Regions from separate parts of the Mus musculus genome. Here region 2 is linked to region 1. A link is a loop called in an ENCODE intact Hi-C map of the cell type or tissue named here. Cell type or tissue: left cerebral cortex. All regions are shown on one strand.

What was found. Hi-C counts contacts between places; a loop is a spot of excess contacts. Peaks named below come from ENCODE experiments on the same cell type or tissue, not always from the same donor. Only the 100,000 strongest peaks of a DNase experiment are listed, where the experiment ranks them.
Region 2: it touches region 1 in a loop (2.1-fold over the local background); 1 of 42 quality-filtered maps calls a loop at or near these places.

What each region holds. Positions count from the first base shown.
Region 1 is chr3:19,404,267-19,409,266 of GRCm38, forward strand. No RefSeq gene overlaps it. Among named protein-coding and RNA genes, the nearest start is that of Gm42188, 33 kb to the left of the region's middle. In left cerebral cortex, no CTCF peak of the experiment used is centred here; a DNase peak (open chromatin) is centred at 2,367; H3K4me3 peaks cover 579 bases.
Region 2 is chr3:19,303,633-19,308,632 of GRCm38, forward strand. All of the region lies in intron 1 of Pde7a (phosphodiesterase 7A), which reads right to left. Among named protein-coding and RNA genes, the nearest start is that of Pde7a, 5.2 kb to the right of the region's middle. In left cerebral cortex, a CTCF peak has its summit at 1,967 (motif pointing right); a DNase peak (open chromatin) is centred at 1,973.

The sequences.
Region 1 (5,000 bases):
TTTCTCCATCACTTTTACATAGGTTCTAGGCATTAAACTCATGCTGCCAATAAATGGCCTTTACCAGCTCAGCCATCTTGCCAGCCCCCAGGTTCTCTTTAATGAATATATATTCGTGGTATAATTAAAAATAGAATTAAGATGCGATACAATGTCTTGGTGCTTTTAGCACAAGCATGCTTCTGACACACCTCGTTGGGGAACTCTGGTCTCATTAGAGATCAGTGGTGTTGTACAAGTGTTTGAGCATCTCAGGTACTCTCTGGCAGAAACTCTGATGCATGATGATAGTAGTAGTCACAGTAGATGGTATAATTTTATAAATCAAATGACAGAGATTCAAATTTGGCCTACTCTGAACACTGGGGGAATAATTACACTTTATTCCAATTCTGTCTCTGCCTCCTCTTCTCTATCCCTCCCTGCTCCTTCCTCCTCTACTGTTTCTGTCTTTCCAGAATGGCCTTGAACCTGCTATTATTCTAGCCTGGCACCAAATTAAATTTTTTGTGTCTAGGTGCTGGGACTACAGGTGTGAGCTGTCATGGGCCTGGCTGTTATGTCTCTTACCTTTTAAAATGATGGTGATTGCCAATTCTGAGTATTTACTGAATCAAACCATTTTTTCTCAAAGTGATAGATCCTCAATTTAATGAAATGTATTAATATATATGTATATTTGCATGTATACTTATTTATTTATCTCATGTTTTCCTGATTTAATTGTGTTTAGAGACCTGGACAGGAAACCTGAACAACGTTGGTTTAGATATTCAAGGTCTGTTGTTGTCTTAGGATTCTTTATTTGTTTTAGCTTTCACATTATACCTTAAGTCACACAGCTCAAGGTCCTCATGTCATCAGTAGCACAGTTTCTAAGTTCTTAACTCTAATCTGTCTGCAAGTATTGAGAGGTTCCGGAGAGTACTAAGCAGGTAATGTAAGTAGCATTTGCCAGCAGAACAGCTTTTACACTGTGCTTACAGACGTCTGAGGAAGAGCAGGAGGCTTAGTGAGCAGAGGATGATATTAAGAGGGTATGAGTGCACGCTCTGAGAAAGGTCTCAGTACAATGAAGACTCAGTCATGCAATCATAAGATTAGTTCAGCTCACCAGAGGGAGGAGGAAGGAGTCAGGGGGCAAACTTGCAGGGAAAAAAGCAAAACCAAGGGGCAACTAGTATAAAACTGAATCCACCAGTGACATGTAGATGTAGACTCTCTCTGGCTTGCTGCTTCCTTTTGTAAGCACGTGTCTCCAGGGCCTTCATCTATTGAACATCTGACTGATACAGATTGTCTCATGATCACAAGTCATAGGCAGCACAGGCCAGTCAACTTGCCTGCATGTTTAACTCCACTTTTGTTCAGGAAACCAGTACCTCAATAATATGGAATTTTCCAATTAAATTTAAATATAATAAATTCAACCAGCCCACCAGTACTTCCTCTGGGTAAGATAGAGGAGATAGCTGTCATATTTGTTTGTTAAAGTGTAACTCCTAGGAGGATCGGATGCATTAATCTTGTGATTTTTGCTACATTATTATGTTAGAGTTCCTAGTTTTAAAGTTTTAAGATAGCTTAAGAGCTCTCTCTACATATGTATATGTTTATAAATAAATATCTATGAATGTATTCAACTCATAACTGTGTCTGTCTCTTGCTACATATCCAATTAGTCAGTTACCAGGTCATTTTCCTTATACCATACCATGAAAACATTTCGATCCTAAAATAAAATGTTAAATACATGAAATTTGCAAATCTATTTAAAAGATTGGAATAAATGACTTAATAACGTGGAGGAACTAATTGTTTGTAAGTAAGAATGATTATTTGATTATTGTAAAGCATTTTACCTGTTTAGTGTGAATTAGCCAAATGTTAGTAAAAGAATAACTAGTCATTCATACTTCATTAGAACCTTAAGGAGAAGAGCATTGTTTGTTAATTGCACATAAAATGTGAGGATGCTAGGTTTAAAATCTCCAACATTAAGTAAATATTAATTTAAAACCAAAGTAGCTGTAAATTGTTCTTTCTCGGCAAACCCCTTGGGCTTGAAAAGGCAGCACATTAACACGTTCCCATTCTGGATGAATAGAGGCTTTGTGCAGTCATTCACCATTTACGCAGCCTGTAGCACTTGTCTAGACAAGGACAATGAGCCACTTAGTGCCAAATATGAAGGGAGCAGCAGGTTCCAAGAACTCGTGGTGTGTTGTGGTTAGTGGAAGCCGTCTTCCACTAAGGCCCCCACTACTCCATCCCTTGCATAACATTCTTATTTAAAACCACGTTTTTGTAACTAAAAAGTGAAATATGCCGTTGGAATAGGGCAGACAGAGGGTGTTCTGTCTAACAGCTTTGGTTATCTGACAATAAAGCCAAAAAGCATTGCTCACAGGATTCCTGCCTGCTTAGCAGCTTGGGCATGCGCTTTAGTGAGCAGCTTTTAGGCTCTCCTGAGAAGGGAGAGTCACGTTTTTCTGTAGGGCTTTGTTGATAGCAGTTGGTTCGTCGTGGCTGTGCTGAAGCTACAGGGTTGAACATTTACCTGAATTCCTGTCGTAGTCCTTGTCCACAGAAGGCATCCCTCTTTTCATGTGTCTGTGGCAATAATGTGCCATTTTTTACAGGTGTCTGTGTGTGTGGCAGGGGTAGGTGTCGGAGGAGCTGCTTTCCATGGGATGCCAATAGGGAGGTAGGTAGTTAGTGGGTGGATTTTGTGATGTAAGATTGTCAGGGGATACGTTTCTTGAGGCAGTTCCCAGCAGCTCCCTCTTTGATAATGCTCTGTTAATTCCATAGTGAAGTCGATTTCCAGTGGCTGAGAACCCACTGGTGTGCCCTTTCCTTTAACCATCTCTATTGGGATGCAAGTTTCCTGAATTAATTTAGGTACTCCTTGGTTGGTCAATGGATCTTAGCTTTGTCTGTAATATTATTTTAATTTTATGTGTATGGCTCTCTTGCCGTATGTACTATATGTGTGCCTGGTGGTTGTAGAGGGCAAAAGAGGGAGTTAGATCTCCTGTACCTGTAGTTAGAGAGAGTTGTGGGCCACTATGTGGGTGAGGGGACGCAAACCTGGGTCCCTTGGAAGAGTAGCAAGTGGATTTAACTCAGGGATACATCTCTCCAGTGTTATTTTTTTTTTAGTTGGTTATATTTATTATGGATTTTGTGATGCTAGAGAAGAATCCAGATCCTCCAACATGCCACACAAACTATCTCTGAGCTACGTCCTAGCCTCTCAATTGACTTGATTATGATTTACTATTACATGCCATTTTCAAAAGTAGCCTCAAGTCCAAACCCCAGTGACAGAGAGTGACAGTCCCTGGAAGACTACAGAACATACAACAAAAGGGTCACTGGGCCTTTTAGTTCCCAGGGGTGACTTTAAATCTGAGTGCTTGGACTGTCAATCCTGGAGTTACTTGCCAGACAGTCCTCTTAAAAGTTAATCCTTACTGGTCAGTACATGCTGGGTCTCTGAGCAGCTGCAAGGCATCTCTGAGTCACATCTAGATGGTACGGAGTAGGGCTGTGCTGTGCTGTGCTGCCTCATTACATCCTGCTCCTAGAACTCAGTAGGTCAGCATGTAACTACAGCATCATAGTTGTTTTGGGTACTTCATGAATTCAGACTTCTTGGATGATCTTATTAAGGGTGAGACAGGGAGGGGACCCATGGATTAAATTCTTTTGAGTCAAGAGGGTGAGACGGAGGAATACATTTAGTTTTAATTTTAGAAATAATGGAATGTGACTTTTTTTCTTTTTGCACCTGAGTAATGAAGGGTAAAATTCCTGCATGTTATACAAATAAACAAGCAATTGCAACAGAGCGGTGTAAAAAAAGGAGAGAGAGAGAGAGAGAGAGAGAGAGAGAGAGAGAGAGAGAGAGAGAGAGAGAGCCTTTAGAAGAAATGTCTAAGCCAAGAAGAAACAGCATTAGCCAGAAGGGTGTGGGGGAAAACAGAAGACAAATAATGTTCCAGACATGGGGAGTTAAAGGAACAAAGAATTAATGGCTGAAAAGGTATCAGCAGAAACCAAGCATGAGTGGACAAGGAGTTCTAGAGTAAGTTGGGGATTTGTCCTGAAGGCAGTGGGGCAAAATGTGTATTTAGTGGAAATGATTGACAAGACAAGAGGTAGGGTTTGCAAAGGCTGCTGTGGCGTCCAAGTGGTCAGAATGTGGTCTGTCTGGCTTAGCAGCTGCGGGGGTTTGGGAGTTGGCAGAGCCATGTTCTCTGTGTAGCTTCAAGAGAGACTGTTCTGTAGCTTTCCCTTGGTGGCTAGTGTTATCAGCAATCCTCTGTAGAGCCTGGCTTGCTGATGCACCATGCAGCCTTTGCTTTGGTCATTACACAGTGCTCCCCTTGTGTCTCATGCCTCCACATCATCTTTCCTCTGTGTGTGTCTCCACCTCTTTGCATCTTGTTATAAGGCCAATATAGACAGATTTGATTTAGGTTTTCCTGCAACAGTGTGGCTTTATCTTAACTAACTGTATAAAGACCCCCTCCCTCAAATAGTTATGTTCTGAAGTTTTGGGAAAGACATGAATTGGGGAGGCAGATTTTTCATGGATTGAATTTCATGTAAGTACACCAAAACTATGAACTCTGGGACACCAGCTATCGGCCTCATCAGTCATTTCTCTTTGTTAAGGCATTGCTATGTACATAGTGGCTAACATGCTCTATAAACATGAACCTTGAATTGCAGAGAAGCCTGTCATCTCTATTTGATGAGAAGTTTTATTTTGTCAGATTGTTATCTGTGCTTTTTATAATTTGCTTATAAGACCATTGGCATGGAAGAGCAGAACAATGACCCATCCCAGGCTGGAGAGATGGCTCAGTGGTTAAGAACACTGACTGCTCTTCCAGTGGTCCTGAGTTCAAATCCCAGCAACCATATGGTGACTCACAACCATCTGTAATGAGATCTGTTGCCCGCTTCTGGTATGTCTGAAGACAGCT
Region 2 (5,000 bases), 100 kb before region 1:
AAACTGAATATGTAAACTTCTAAGTAAAAAAATAGAAATTACTTAAAAGTCCATCATCCTGAGACAGTGTTAGCATCTGGAGCGATACCTAGCTTTGTCTTTATGCAAGCTTGTGTGTGTGAGTGAGTGATAGCTTTATACATTATGAGGGCTTTTCTCTTTTAACTTTTAGGTTAATTGGAAAATTCTAGGTTAGCTCAGATTTTCTCCACTTAATTATGTTTTAAGCATTTTACCCATACAATTAAATGTTCTTTAATGCATTTAGTAACTACAACATTAGAAAATTAGGAAAAAATACTAAATATACTAAAAATACTAAATGTATTTTTGCTGTATGCTTTACACCTTCAGTTCTTCAAAGTGTTTAAATAGCTGTATAAAATAAAAATGATTTAATTACCATATTCTATAACAATAAAATTGAACTTAGCCATGAGAAATTGTTATTCCTAATTTTTCATAATGACAAATAATGGGATATCTATCCTTAACAGTTCATCTTTACCAACATTTCTAATTCTAATAACTCAGGTTAGAGTCCTGAAAGTAAATTCGCAAGTAAAGGCACTAACTTTATAAGCATTTATTTAATTTAGTGGCATCCTGAAGAGACACACAATAGATTATAACTCAGATACTATTCCATAAATACAACCCTCTATTTATAAAAAAGAAAATTGTAAATCTGAAGTTAAAACCAGCCATCCTAAGAGTAACAGTGTCACCTTTGACCAGCCTGTGAAGGGTGTGGCCCCCAGCAGACACTGCAGTGATGTGGGCTGCCCTGAACAAAGCTTTACACTGAGCACAAACACTGCGTGTGGATGTTAGAGCTGGGGCTCTGTGCTGTGCAGAGGCCGGGCTGGAGGCTAGCTGGTCAGGACAGCGAGGGTCAGCGGGAGCAGCTGTTTGACGGTGGATTCAGATATGCTTGAGTTACAGACTGGAACGTGTGGCAGTTAGCACCAGTGGCCTTAAGGTTGTCGTGACTTTCTCATGCTTGGGGATCTTAGTGGTTTCCTTTCCTTGTTAGACGTAGTGCTGGAGCCCGGGAGTGAGTGAGGAAGCTGAGACTTACTTGGGGTGAACGAAAAGCCCCATAGCTTCCACCGTCTTGCAGGGACGAGTCACTCTGGGTGCCACGCTCAATTCTCATGTTCGTGTTTTTAGAAAAAAAAAAAAACTGCTAATAAATAGTGGATGTTTTACAATAAAGTTGTTTGATGATCTTTCCCTAAGGCCTCAAAAAATAAAAAACAAAAAAATACAGCCTCTAGAATGACATACTTCCCATGTGCTCTGAAAAGCCCAGAGTGCCGGGCGTGGTGGCACACACCTTCAATCCCAGCACTCGGGAGGCAGAAGCAGGTGAATATCTGAGTTCGAGGCCAGCCTGGTCTACAAAGTGAGTTCCAGGACAGCCAGGGCTACACAGAGAAACCCTCTCTCGAAAAACCAAAAAAAAAAAAAAAAAAAAAGCCCAGAGTGATCCAATGTGTTTCATTCATTTTTTTTATTCATTCTCATAGGCCATCAAAATTCATACATAATCCATGAACCTGAACTTCCGACTACAGTCCTTACCTTCATAGGTGAAGCAGGTCAATTAGTAAAAGGCAATTGGAACAAAGATGCCCATCAAAGTACTTAACGGCCCAGAGCTCTATTACTACTGGGCACAAATAGGAGCAATGCCACTTATTTTACAGAGACTATTTATAAAGATTAAAAGCATCAGCTAAAATAAAAAAACCAAACAAACATGTAGGTGTTACTCCGAAATGAACAGTAATTATTATTTTTATTATTGAAGCAAGGGCAATGCTTCTTTATTAAGCACCGTTTGCCAAGTACCTTTAATGGTTCAAACCATTCAAACCTTTGAGACTTTGCTGAAACTCAAGTTACCAAGTTAGCCGTTATCTTCTGAAAAACTAAGGTCCATCTCTACCAGTAGGTGGGGCCATGGAGCAGCTGAACCCTTCGTCAACTACAAAAGTGGCAGAACAAGTCCCTTACAAACTGAGTGCCTACTGTCCCTATCACAATTCATGGGTAGCTTTGTGAAGAGTGAATGTTAACAAAAATTTTGCATAATGCACACTTACAAAGTGATACAGGATTAGGAGTAGTTAAAAAGGATTGCAAAATATGCAAAAGACATTTCACTATAAAAATGCAAATACCTTAAACACCACTTGAGAAAGCACACACTCTTGCTTCCCCAGGCGCAGCCCATCTACTACAGGGACAAATACGTATAAGGCCTGGTGACATATGAAGAGAGATTAAAGCACTGTGACTATTTGTCTTGGTACTATGACAGGACAGAAACTGGACAGAAAGCCAAAACAATGTTCTTACTGTCTGACATGAGCTAGTGATTGATTCCAAAGACTTTATCTAGCAGGCACGAAGGCATCCATTAAATCGAATCTTATGTACACCACCTAAAGCTTGACAGAAAATGTGCAACATGTGAAGAATGCGCTGCTGATCCATCAACCTGACTCTCGCTAACGATCAGTAAACAAAGATTTGCTGTTGCTTTGCTTTGCACTTGCTTTGCAGTTGTTTTACTCAAACTCAACTATAATTTCATGGCTTGAGTCATACCCATATTTCAACTGACCACCACTACACCTACATAGTTAGTGGCTATCACAGTGATCACACTGGAGAGTTCAGAGTACAGATCTCGCTACACAATGCACCCATTCTCCCCTCTCCCCTACATTTACTAATTTGTCTAGAAACATCTACTTAATCTTTAGTCCTTGGGTTAAAGGTCAACAGCTACCCTGGGTTACCCCAGTTTATTCCAGGATCCTAGGTGTGTCATCACACTTAGTAACTCCAGTTCAGTAACTACCCCACAGATATTTTTCTTCCCTCAATCGGTATGAGGGTAAAATGAGAGAGAGAAAAAAAGTTAGGGCACCAAGATCAAAGTAGTTTGTTTTTCTTTTAAATTATGAATCCTTTAAATTTTCTACAAAATTTCCTTAGAATACAAGGAGTCTTAGGGTTCGGTATTTACAAGAGTTTATGTGGGTTTTTCCTTGTATGAAATAGTATATTTGAAAAACTCATTCTCACACAGTGTTGCATTACTGCAATTCCAGAACTTCAGAAATAAAAGCAGGAGAAACATAAGTTCAAACTCCTCAGCTATACAGTAAGTTCAAGATTAGGCTGGCTACCTGAGACCTTGTCTCAAACAACCCAACCCGGGGCGGGGAGGAGGAGCGACACTGCACAAGAGCTGTTGTGGTATTCATCCTGGGGTTCTGAAGACAAAGCCAGAAAGCTTACAGGTGTGAAGACAGTTTCAAGCACACAGTAAGTTCTAGACCAGCTGGTACAACAAAATGAGACTATATGTAATAGCTTGCATCCATATTCTGTATCCTAATACTTTATTCACTAAAATAATATTTTGTCCAGTAAAAACACTTACACTTTTATGATGTAAAAATTAAACCTCAAATTACTAACCCAAATGAAATGTGTTTCTATACCTCTATCTTTTCTATTGCTATGATAAAACACATGATCAGAGCAACCTGATTTGTAGTTCTCCATCCAGGGAGGCTGGGCCAGAGCACGGAGGCGGGAATACCTGCACAGGCCATGGAGGAGTGCTGCTTACTGGCTTATTCTCATGGCTTGCTCAGCCTGCTTCCTAACAGTACTCAGAACCATCAGTCCAAGAGTGGCACCACCTAGAGTGAACAGGGCCCTTCCTCATGTATCATCAATCAAAAAGAGTGCACCACAGACTGCCCACAGGCTAATCTGGCGGGGGTACTCTCTCAAAGGGGGTTCTCTTCTCCCAAATAACGCTAACTTCCTCCAAATCTAACACATTACCTCAATTTTCACATTTACTGAATCATAAATATATGAAACATCAACGGTGAAGACAGTACAAGTTATACCCTTTTTTTTTCAAATATGAACTTTGTTCTGAAAGACTAATGTTTAAACTCCTCTATGTAACAGGCATTCAAAACGGCAACAAATAGGTTTCATTTATTAATCTCATTGGTCAAGTAATTCAGAATCTCCTAACAGCTCTTTGAAAAGTATCATATGACTGGTTTAAGATCCAATGTCAATGTCTAAAAAAGTGTTGCAGAGGTTTTCACCAGGTACGCTTTACCATTTGAACAAAAACATTAACTGCCACACAGATTTTTTTTTTAACAGAATAAATCTTTTATCTTGGAAAATCTGACTCTATGCAGCATTTTTTAACAAATAGTCACTTTGTTACACAATACTCAAGTCCCTAAGCTACCCTACAGTACCTTTAAAAATCATGCTAGCTTGTGAGACTTTGTTTCCCATCTCTCCCTTGTGGTATGTCAGCTGTCAACTAGCACTTCTACAGGGTGAATGACCTATAGCTGCTTGTAATTCCATTTCAGATTACCTGCTGCTTAGAAAAGTTTGCTCAGCCTCGTTGGCTCTGAGATGATGCCCAGATCTATGTTGGTTGCTTAGAGTCTTGTTTTAAGTTTTATTATTGTGACTGTGTGTGTGTGTGTGTGTGAGAGAGAGAGAGAGAGAGAGAGAGAGAGAGAGAGAGAGAGAAAGAGAGAGACTGAGACTTGATACTACAGCTAACATGTGGAGGCTGGAGGAGAACCATGGAAGCAGTTCTACTGCCTTTATATGGTGCCTGAGGACTGGACTTGGGTGGCCAGGCTTCTGTGATCTGGTACCATGTGCCTTTGCTATCTGCGCAGTATTTTTCTGCACGTTGTCTGGGTCATTTTTAGTCTACAATTACATGTTTGAAACCAAATTTTGGATAAATGAGCCATTACTGTACATATTGTACCACTGTTTCATGTTTAAAATTGATACTCAACTTAGTCTGAGGTACTCTCATCTATTCATTCCCTTAAATATTTATTAATTTCCTACTATGAACTGCACTCTAATACTGAAGTCAAAATGAACTGAAATGATAACTAGTTTTGAATATA